2 separate regions of the Homo sapiens genome follow, and region 1 is linked to region 2. Evidence: chromatin contacts called from ENCODE Hi-C or POLR2A ChIA-PET data. All regions are on one chromosome and are shown on one strand. Each heading gives the region's core, a stretch centred on a gene start or an enhancer-like site at or near the end of the contact. The rest is flanking DNA. Distances are from core to core; before and after follow the strand shown.

The links. A loop is a pair of places that touch in the nucleus more often than their neighbours do. ChIA-PET counts read pairs that join two places held with the same protein, here RNA polymerase II (POLR2A). Pooled maps may share reads with other maps.
Region 1: a pooled map shows a loop between it and region 2 (5-fold over the local background). The contact joins the enhancer-like site here to the promoter of TASOR2 in region 2. A Hi-C loop is called at or near these places in 1 of 50 pooled maps. POLR2A ChIA-PET finds 5 or more read pairs at or near these places in 2 of 52 experiments (H1 and OCI-LY7).

Annotation. Positions count from the first base shown.
Region 1 is chr10:3,622,460-3,627,970 of GRCh38, reverse strand. The region is part of intron 1 of LOC105376360 (a long non-coding RNA gene); the gene reads right to left. Among named protein-coding and RNA genes, the nearest start is that of LINC02669, 120 kb to the right of the region's middle. Within about 2 kb of position 1,835, at least 2 of the 41 ENCODE cell types and tissues checked have a DNase peak (open chromatin) inside an H3K27ac peak, as active enhancers do; they include OCI-LY7, where a contact is called at or near this core.
Region 2 is chr10:5,681,910-5,688,011 of GRCh38, reverse strand. It overlaps TASOR2 (transcription activation suppressor family member 2), which reads right to left and starts at 3,174. Exons shown (of 22, transcript NM_001321783.2): 1 at 2,837-3,174. RefSeq lists enhancers at 2,331-2,510, 3,131-3,240, 3,381-3,620 and silencers at 2,731-2,780, 2,821-3,080.

The sequences.
Region 1 (5,511 bases), core at 586-3,085, 2.1 Mb after region 2:
TCTCAAACTTTATGTAAATAGAATCACCCAATACATAGAGCTTTCTTTCTGGCTCTTTTACTGAATGCCATGCTTGAAAGCTACACTCATGTTGCTGTATGCATCTTGAGCGTGTTCCTTTTCATTGGTGTATGGAATTCTATTTGTCTACTCTTGATGGACATTTGAGTTGTTTCCATTTGGGAGCTATTATGAACGATGTTGCTATGGATATCTGTGTTTGTGTTTTTTGCTGCATATATGTGCACATTTGTGTGAAGGATAAGCCAAGGCATACAGTTACTGGGGCACAGGAAGTGAGTATGTTAAAACTTAGTAGATAACACTAAATACTTTTCCAGCATACTCGCCCCAGTTTACACTCTGAGAGGCAGAGCTCTAGCCAACACCTGGCATCATCAGCATTTTAAATTAAAGACATTTTGGTAAGGATGTGAAAGGACAATGTTATGATTTCAGTGTGTTTATTTTCCTGAGGATTCATTGTTTTGAGCATCTTTTCATAACTTCTTTTTTTCTTTTGCTGCTGTAGTTTCCGTTTTGTTTTATTCTACGCCTGGTTGTTTTGATATGGTGCTGAACATGGCGTATGTGGAAATATCCTGAGGCCTTGAATGTTACTGTACTCCTCCTAGGATGGCTTATTTTTGGTTTCTGACAAGCTGGGTGTTTGGGAGCACTTAGCAAAGGGAGATGATTTAGACAGGATTTGCAGCAATGGAGTGAGCTGGGCCTCAACCCTCCAAGGGCAGTGCTGCCTCCACTTGACCCTTGTTTTAGTTTCCCAAGGCTGCCATGACAAAGTTACCAAAACTGGTGGCTTAGAACAGCAGAAATATATTCTCTCTCATCGACAGGACTGGTTTCTCATGAAGGTGTGAGGAAGAATCTACTCCAGGCATTCTCCTAGCTTCCGGGGTTGTGCTGACGGTCTTTGATGTGTGGAAGCATCACAGCATCCCCGGCTTCATCTTCATATGGTGCTCTCCTCATGTGCTTGTCTGTGTCCAAATCTGCCCATTTTATAAAGACACCATCGTATTGGAGAAGGGCCCATTCTAATGATCTTAACTTGATCGTCTGCAAAGACGCTATCACCAAAGAAGGTCACATTCACAGGCCACAGGGATTAGGACTTAAACCACCTTTTGAGGATGCAATGAAACTCACAGCACTCCTTATTCCTACACCTTAGCCAAAGGAGTGTTGAATAAAGGCCTTATTCATTGGTGGGCCGGCACAGTCAAATTGTGTCCCTTGAATTCCACAGGTGTTCTGCAATCTCACTTGTCCTCTCTGCTTCTAAGCTGCCGTGCTTAGAATCAACAGGTGCCTCACAGGGAAAACAAGCCCCGTCTGTCAGGATGTCCTGAATGGTAGCCCCTCAGGTTCTCCCTGCTTTGCTGTAGGCAAATGTGTGACACTAAGTTACACTGAAACGTCAGAGAGACAATTAATAACTTTTGACACGTGTCCCATGCTATATTTGGAACATACATGAACTAAAAATTACCTATTGCTTATCTGAAACTGAAATTTTAACTGGTGTTCAGTTTTCTTAATTGTGAAATCTGAGGTTTCTACTTTGGGAGCCCTATAGTTTCAAACAGATTTTAATTGTGTGTGTGTATATATTGATACATTTAACACATAGTATGTCTCATTGTTTTGAGTTGGAAGGTGAGTCAGAAGCCAGCTAGATGGACATTGCTAGAAGAGGAATTCTCCTCTGTTTTGACAAAAGTTTTTTACTGGCTAGGGATTCCTAGAGGACTGGTCATACCTCTTTGCACTCTCGCCTTATACAAAAAGCACAGAATAAACACTGGCCAGATGGAAATGAACTAAGTGATGCCCTTTATACTAACGCGCATATCCATTTCACAATGCCATGGACCAATGTTCTCATCTCAGTTGTGACTTAACTCTCTCTCCCCAACGAGCGAGGGGCTGAATGATCACCTTAGTCTTCACCGGAAGAATTCTCCTGGGATGACTTCAAGGAGTGTAAGTCTATTTTATTTTCTAAATGTCCCAAGACTTGCAATTGTTGAGTATTGAATATTTTCTTAGTAAATGATCTTGTCGTGAACGGGCTAGCCTTCTTTTTTTGTTCTATCAAGAAGCAGGTCTATGCTGTCAGGCCCCCTTGCCATGATCCAATAGAGGCAGAAGTGTGGTTGCAAGCTAATAATCTATGCATGGTTCTACCCATTGTAGGATGATGGCTTGGGCAGCCCGGGCTATTTTATTGTTCTAAAGAAATAATAGGCTGAGGACACTTTACTGCCAAGAGAACAGAATGATCATCAGTAGCTTAACTGAGCTGAACATAAACGACCTTATTTAAATCTCTTAAAATCTGGAGAGGAAACAAATCTCTCCCTTGTTGAATGTTAAATGAAAACAAATTGTTAGATAACTTCTCTATGTTCATTTACCTTCCTTCTCCCATGCTGCCAAAATCAAAGAAAGAAAAAAAAAGTCTTATAATTTAAAAAAGGTCTCGATGAGTAAAATATTTAGCGTGATGGAAAACTCAAAGTAAGTTTTCTTAAAAATAAAATAAGACATTTTTGTTCTAAGAAGATTTGGAAGGTCCTGAAATACCCAGTAATTAAAATTACTCAGAGAGAATTACATAATCTAACAGATGCAATTTTTATATCTGTGCTTCATTAATCTAGTGTTCCTTGAGCACACACTACCACATTACCGTTTGCTGAGGACACATTTCAAGCTGTCAAAGATTAATTAGGTAAATCATCACTAGTATTTTAGGATAATAATTTGTTTTCTTTACACTCTTCTTAGGTAGCTAAATGATAATCTCCATTGGTCTTTTTCACAACACTCTGGGCTAAGTTTTTTTTTTATTTTTTAATGTAAGCCTAGTGCTCTGGAATAATTACCAGGACTTCTCAAGATGCCTGCTTTTCCTACAGCTGACTTGCAACAATTTATAGAAACTTACAAATAAGCTACATACCAGGGAAAGCTCTGTGCCCAACACACCAAAGCATCAAATAAGCTTAGTACCAGTGAGACTCTGAGCCCAATATACCAAAAAGTACCGAGTCTGGCTTCAAAAAGTGTAACATCTCAAATCAGTGCCTGGAGTATTGAAAGACATTGTTTTTTAATTTTGTGATTTTAAAAAACTTTTCCCCTGAATGCTAGGGAATTGATCTGAGAATCATCATCTCAATGCATTTCCTGAGGAATTCTTTGGGAGCAGGAATTTGTCAGACTTTAATGCAAATGGGCAGTGCCTGCAAGTTCTTGCCCCTTATTTATTATTCGCTTTAGTATAATGTCGATGTTCAGAGTGTGCTTTGGTAGGAATTTGGTGGCATTTCCTCCATGCCTCAGTGTGTTAGTCAAAGCCCCACGGCTTTTCAAACCACGTCAGATCCTCCACTTGCACGTCGTCTTGTGCAAAACCTGTTTCCCTCTTACTCAGTGGTTCAGCCTGTTCCCATTCTACAGCTCTTACAGCGAGTTCCAAAAACTAGTTTCTCAACGCAGATAGAATGGAAAAGAGCAGCAACAATAAAGATTTATCATTAAGGACTGTGATGGAAGTTTACTTCATCTCCACTTAAACAAACAAAATAGTAAACCAATTGATTTGGTAAATCAAGCCATTGATTCTTATCATCAAATAAATCTTTATTGTCTTAATTACCTAATATCACTTGTATCATTGTGAATTTGCAATTTTAGCTCTGCTGTATAGAACATGATACTGCTGCCAAAACGCTTTACACAGTAATTCAGTGAAAGAGCGTTCACAAAGCATGTTTTCAAAGTATTCTTTATGGATTCTTCTAAGAGTGAAATTCATGTTTATGGAATTATATGGTCTCTCATAAACTTTTCCCTCCTTCCTCTATTTATAGTGGACAAATTTTGCCAAGCCTGGGTCAAGAACTATGTCAAATATTCGAACGATGTTGCAGTGTTGAATTCCTCAACACAGACCAGCTCCTCGGCTTTGGTTTCGTAACGGTTGTGTCCTCATGAATTGAAGGTTTATGCTTCTATTTTGAACCAATCTGTTAGACTCATTAGCATTCTCGTTCACTTGCCCTACATAGCTGGAGCTGTTTCCCTCTTTAGGTGTGAGAGCAACAGCTGTGGAAAATATTCAAATTATACTGGTGACCTTGTTAACAAGGAACTTGCGAGCACATTTGCCTCCACTGGAACTGTAATTTATAAAAATATAATTTAGCCACAGAGCTAGTAAAATGGGTTAACAATTATTTTTATTGTGTAGGCCATTTCGTTGTTTCTTTCCATATTTGTTATTGAAATTACAGTAATAAGAACAAAGCATTTTACCATTCTCATTACATGCCACACAACCCGAGCAGTGATTTAAAGAAAAAAAAAATTGAGTGCAGGATGTGATGTTAGCAGGGAGCACCTCTGCGATGCTGACATCCTCCTGGCACTCTTTCTGACTCATTATCCAGTTCCCTGATTTATCTAGAAACCTTGCACCAAGTTAAAAATATTTTGGTTTAGATATAACTGATATTGTCTCCTTCTGGCTCAGAAACTTCCCACCAGTCCTTTTTTGCCTTTTGAAAAGCAGATGAACCCTGTGTGGCTTTGGAGGTTTCCTGCAATGTAGTTCCACCAGCTGGTGCAGCCATTGCCTCTGTACAAGAGCTCCTGGGCTCTGACAAACAGAGTGACTGCTGCTCCCCCTAGCACCAGCCTTTCCGGGCCATCTGGCCTCAGATACTGGCATTGCTCATCCTTGGGGATCTCTTCTCCTTCTAATGACCATCCCACTTGAAGGATCATCTGAAGGCCAACTCCTGCATTAAGAGTTTCCCCATGCCCTCCCACATAACTCCATCTGTGCCCCACTGAAGGCACATTCATTATGCACCTCATTTCATCTGAACTCTCTGGTAGTCCCTTTTTATACTTCTCTTGTGATTCAGGTTTCATAACTCTTGAGGGCAAAGACTCTTTTACTCATCTGTCCCTTTACTCTGTAAGCTAGGTCCACAATAAATGTTCATTAACTTAAATTCTAAAACTTCATTTTGTTGGATAAAGAATAACCACAGAATGGAGACAAAAAATCTCACTTGCAGAATATGGTATTTTCTCTGTTCACCAGAAGTGTATTGCTCCAAATGCACTGAGAGTGTTGGAGGTTAGGACTGACAACATTTTTCCAAAAGCACAGCACAGATGGGCTCAAAAAGCAAAATAGGAGACCAGCAATCTATTCACAGAGCACTTTCACCTTGGACTTCTTAGAACTCTTGACTGCCACCCACTGCTTTCCGTTGTTAAATTACCCTTTTCAGCTACAGTCATTCATTGCTTAATGTTGGGGACATGTTCTGGGAAATGTGCTATTAGGTGATTTTGTCATTGTGTGAACATCATAGAGTGTCCTTACACACATGTAGATGGCATAGCCTACTATACGCCTAGGCTGTATGATGTAGCCTGTGCCCCTAGGCTGCAAACCTGGATGGC
Region 2 (6,102 bases), core at 1,925-4,424:
AATGTACAAAAATCCCATTCTTGTCACTAATTTTGGGGAGATAAAATATGTTAAGATGTAATGGGTTATTATATTTAAAGGTACCAATAAATAAACATACATTTCAAATTTATCAGTTTTAATATCTAATACGGTAATTATCAATTGATATAATCCAATAAACAAAAGATCTTTGGGATCTTCAGCAGTCTTTTGAGACGGAGTCTCACTCTGTCACCCAGGCTGCCGTAGAGTGACACAACCTTGGCTCACTGCAACCTGTCTCCCAGGTTCAAGTGATTCTCTTGTCTCGGCCTCCCGAGTAGCTGGGACTACCTGCACCTGCCACCACACCTGGCTAATTTTTGTATTTTTAGTAGAGATGGTGTTTCACCATGTTGGCCAGGCTGGTCCCTAACTCCTGACCTCAAGTGATCCACCTGCCTTGGCCTCCCAAAGTGCTGGGATTACAGGCGTGGGCCACCGTACCTGGCCCCCTCAATGGTTCTTAAAAAGTGTAGAGGGGTCCTGGGAATAAAGTTTCTAAATTGCTAAACTATAGGCACGTGCTTTAACATGAGTGAATCTCAGAAACAATGTTTAACAAAAGTAACTCATAGAATACAGAATGACTTTATTTAAATAAAGTTCAAAAACAGGTAAGAGTAAACAATGCTAGTTAAGGATATCTATATAGGTGATAAAACTGTTTAAAAAGGCAAGGGAATAATTAACACAAAATTAATAATGGCCAGGGTAACGGGGGGCAGGGAACGCATTCCTCCTGGGGTAGAAACACACAAAAGGTTTCCAAACTAACTAAAGTTTCTAAAGCTTTTATTAATTTTTGTTATGAAATATACCATTAACATGTACTGACAAAAAGCATATTTATTACACAGATACGCTTTGTCAGTACATATTAATGACATATTTCACAATAAAAAATTTTTAAAGAAAAGGGAGATGTACATATTCTCTTAGAAGGAAAAACTCAAATAAATGTCTCTTCTCAGATTATATATTCAACACCATCACAAACAATATCCCAAGATTTTCTATAGGACTTAAAAAGATAGTTTTAATTTCTTCTGGAAGAAAAAATGCAAAAGAAAAACCCAAAGCTCTTTTTCAAAAGAAAGTACCAAAATATATTATAAAACTATGATAATTAAAATGCTACAGTAATAGTTACATGGGCGAAAGAAAAGAGAGCTCAGACTCAATAAAAACATCAGCAAATGATATGACCTGCCTAAAAAGATTTAACTTTTGTATTCACCAAGGAAGATAAAAATTAAAACAGAATGTTACTTTCAATTACTAGGTGGCTAAGATATTTTAAAAATACCATTATCATCCAGTGCTGGCTAGCATGGAGATAAAAACACATCTTTTGAGCGAGTGAACATAAAAAGGTACAATCATTTCAGGGCAATTTAGCAACATGGTTATCCAGCACTCTCATAAGGAGTCAATTCTACAGAAATACTATCATGACCACCTGAAGCACTGTTTATAACAGCAAGAGATAATCACTGCAGTATTGTCAGTTATAGGGATATCTTGAAAATAACTTGAATGTCTACCAACAGAAAAATGAAATTCACTTGATAAATACATGCCATATTGATCTATTTTTACTGAATAGATAGTATACTGTATTTAACAAACACCATGTCTCAGTCAAGTTCTTAGGCACTTCACCGATTTTAACCCATTTTAACAACTATGTTTGGACCACAGGAGATGCTTATAATCTCCCTTTAAAAAAATTAGTTACATTTGGGCAAATGTTCTGTATACACAAAACTTCAAATATACCGTCTTGGTCTTCCTTAACATAATTGTGGACCTTTTGTCACCCTTTTTCTGGCCTGGCTTAGTTATTTATTGATGTACAGTACAGGACATACCGCATACAGTCACCCATTCCTATAAGGCAGTTTTTCGACAGAAGGGTATTCTTGCACCGTTAGGGGACACTGCTTTGCTATAAACCTCCTAGGCAGGATTACCGCCAGGCTCACCCCTAGTTTTATTCAGGGAACACTGTAGACTCTAGGATCGCGAATGCCATTCCAATAATACCATACACTTGTACGCCACATATTTAAGTTTTGGATACACTTTCATAAACTTTTCTATTCTAATTGTACCTTACAGGGAGAATAAGGAAGAGTAAGCGTGGTTTGTTTAAAGTTACAGATTTCAAATAGACAAGAAGCGACTAAGAGAAACTTGAGAATTCCCAAAGTAATCTTCCTCAAAATTTCAGTCATCAACCCAGTTCTCCCACGAAACGCTGCTTGGCGCCGCCTTCAGACAAACTTCTGTGTTGCTCGCACCAAGTTATCCCAACGCGGCTTGCGCTTGCTGCTGAAATGACCCTCCCTTCGGAGAGACCTGTTTTACCCTAAAAAGAAAAGGTGGCGCATTGCCATGAAGTCTCGAGTAGCAGCAGGCTTCACGCAGAACCCGCAGGAAATGATTTCCCAGCCGGTGCAAACCCGAAGACGGAAACTTCAGCCAAGAACTTATCAGCATATCCCTGAGGACGCAGCTGTCCCCTGACAGGCGACGCAAACGAAACGCCTCAGAAAGGGGCAAGATGACACGGTTAGGATCTCCCTGCCGGCGACACCGAGCGCGGCCACAGGTTGTAGCGCAGGACAGAAGGTTGAGTCATCTAGAAGGCGCCGACCCCTCCCACCCCCTCACCCGGAGCGCGGCAAAAGGCAAGGAGAACGCGTCGACCCTCGCAGCCAAGCCCCGGCAGCTGCCCGAGCGCTCGGCCTCGGGGACCCGCCGTCCTCCTCGCAGGGTTCCCGGGCGCCCAGGCCGAGGAGGGACTTACCCGTCCTTGGCGTGGCCGCCGCCCCCGAGGACCTGAGATCCCGGCTCGGCCTCCTTCCCATGCTTCTCCCGGCCGTGCTCTGCGTCCTCCCGGGCCCTCGCGACACCGGCGCACGTGGGAAGCACCAGTCGCCGGCTCCGCGCTCCCGCGGGGACCCCCCTCAGGGGCACGCCGTCCGCCCCAGCCCCGGGGTCCTCGCCGCGGGCGCTGACAGGGACGCCGCGGCCGCCCGCGCTCTGTCTCCCGTCAGGGTCACGGGCAAGAGGCAACCCCGGGACGCCCGGCAGCCTGCGAGAACATGCCGACTTTCTCTCTGACCGGCGCTAGCAACCGGAAGCAAAACCTCGCGGCCAAAGGAAAAGAAAAGGGGAGGGGGGGGCAAAAAAAGAAAGTGAAAACTGAAGTGAGGCGTCTCCCTCAGAGATGGGAACCAATCGCCGGGAAGAAACCAAGGCGCAGGCGCGGACCGAGGTCAGCGTCCACGCGGCGCTCGCGTCTCCCCTCTGCGCAGGCGTAAGGCCACAGCTCGCTCCTGATTAGGCGGCCGATCCCAACGAGCGCGTGGTGTCTCGCGTTGCCGACCCTTGACAGGAGGCGGAAGATGCCCTTGGGAAGAGGCGGGAGACGCTCTCTCGGCTGACCTACAGTGCTGTGGCTGTGGCCCACGTGGTCGCCTTCGGGCGCCTTCTCCCTTCTCAGCGTTTCATTCCCCAGGTGCTGCTGCAAGAACAGTTTATTTGTCTGGCCCGAATGCGACATTTTGGAAATTTTGCCCTTGTTTTAATCCATATAGTAGGTGTGGCTGTTACCCCCTAGGAAAGCATCTCTAGAAATTTATAACACATGCACAGAGAGCTAAGGTGACCATCAATAAATTCAGGTTTACCCTTGCCCATGATAAATAGTCATGCAAACATCATTTAACTGTAGGGACACCTTATGAGAGAGATGCCTCATTAGGCAATTTGGTCCTTGAGTGAACATCACAGAAACCTAGAAGCATAACCTACTACATACTTACACCATAAGCCATAGCCCATTACTCCTGGCTACAAACCCATGCTATATGTTATTGTACTGAATACTGTGGACAATTATAACACAATGGTAAGTATTTGTATAAGCATATCTAGACATAGAAAAGGTACAATAAAAATACAGTATGAAAAATAATGGTACACCTGTGTAAGGCATTCTCACGAATGGACCTTGCAGTACTGGGAGTTGCTCTGGGTGAGTCTGTGAGTGAGCAATGAGAATGTGAAGGTCTGGGACATTACTGTACACTCTTGTAGACTTTATAAACACTGTACACCTAAGCTACACTGAATTTATTTTTTTAAATTTTTTCATAATTAACCTTAGCTTACTGTAACTTTTTAACTTTTTAAAACTTTTAAAAAACTTTTTAAGACTCTTTTGTAATAACACTTAGCTTAAAACAAACACATTGTACACAAATATTTTCTTTATATCCTTAATCTGTAAGTTTTTTTCTATTTAAAAATTTTTTTAATTTACTTTTTAAACTTTTTTGTTAAAAACTAAGACACAAACACACATTAACCTGGGCCTACACAGGGTCAGGATCATCAACATCATTGTCTTCACCTCCATTTTGTCCCACTGGGGGGCTGGGATTACGGTGGAGCCACTGCGCCTGGCCATGTGTGCTGTACTTTTATATGACTGGCAGTGCAGTAGATTCATTTACACCAGCATCACCACAAACATATGAGTAATGTGTTGCTGTACGAAATTAAGATGGCTACGACATCACTAGGCAATAGAACTCTTCAGCTCTATTATAATCATATAAGATCACTGTTGGATATGTGGTCTGTTGTTAACTGAAACATTAAGTGACATATGACTGTACCAATGAGAGAGATTAAGTGCTAATGAACATGTATCATGAGTCAAGCACTGTGCTGGTAATACCAAGAGATTCAGTCATTGTGTTTACTGTTTACTGTAACCAGGTGCTGTAATAGACACTGGTTTTACAATCATGAACAAGCTAGATAAGGACCCTGCCTATAATGGAATTTATTCCAGAGGTGAGTGACAAACACAGGTAAATCACCACGACAAGAAAATAGAATCTCAGATAACAATACATGCTGTGAAAACTCACTGGAAATGCTAGTGGATGGGACTGGGGGCTGGAGGCCAAGGGCAGAAGTAGTGGAGCTACAAGATCTTACTGAAATGGGCACATCTGAGGTCAAACCCTAAAGATCAAAACTGATAGAACCAAAGCTTGGAATACGTGGAGGAAGAGCTTTCCAGGCAGAAGGGAAAGCAAGTGCAAAGGACTTGAGAAGTGAAATGAAACCTATTCAAGAACAGAAGAAGGCTGACTGTGGAAGTAGAGAGTGAAGTACAACAACATTTTAATAGTGCACAAAACCGGAATGTACAACTCCATGATTTATCACAAGGCAAATATTCATGAAACCAACACCCCCATCAAGAAATAGAACATTGCCAGTACCCCATCCCTCTTCCCTAGCCTAAGCACTATTCTGACTTCCATGGTACTCTCTTCTTTGCTTTTAAAAGTAAGTTTGCCAACTAAATATGCACCCTGAAACTTTATCATTTAGTTTGCTTGTGGTTTGAACTGTATATAAAGTGAATAATTTTGTGCCTGCTTGTGAGACTCACTGTGTTTTTGGGTGTACTTGTTCTTTCGTTTTCATTGCTGTATATGTAGGCGTGAATGTAACACATTTGCTTTACCCATTGTATTATTGATGGACATTTGGGCTGTGTCCAGTTCTTGGCTATTATAAATAATACTTTTGTGATCATTCTCATTTACATCTCTTGGTGTACATGGGCACTCATTTCTGTTGGATGAAAACCTAGGATTGGGATTTTGGAATGCTAGACATGATAATTTAGATTTTTGTTTCTGCAAATATTTATGCCCTTATTCCCCACGGTTGGCCAAGTTTCCTTCTCTACTTCATTGACGTTGGGCTTGGTCTAAGAGAGGTCTTTTGGCTGATAGAATATCAGCAGACATGACACAGCAGGATTCTTCAGTGTGCTCGTGCTGTTTGAGTTGGCTCCTGTGCTCAGGTGATTCATATGTGGAGAAAATATCTCGCGTAGCTGTTGTCTCTTCAGCCTGAGTCTCCAGAACAAACCTATGTGGAACAGATGTGACACCAACCCACAGTCCAACACACTTTGGATTAACAGAGCCTTAGACATCCTGAAGATCAAGGATTCTGAAAGTTAATGCTGTTATCAAA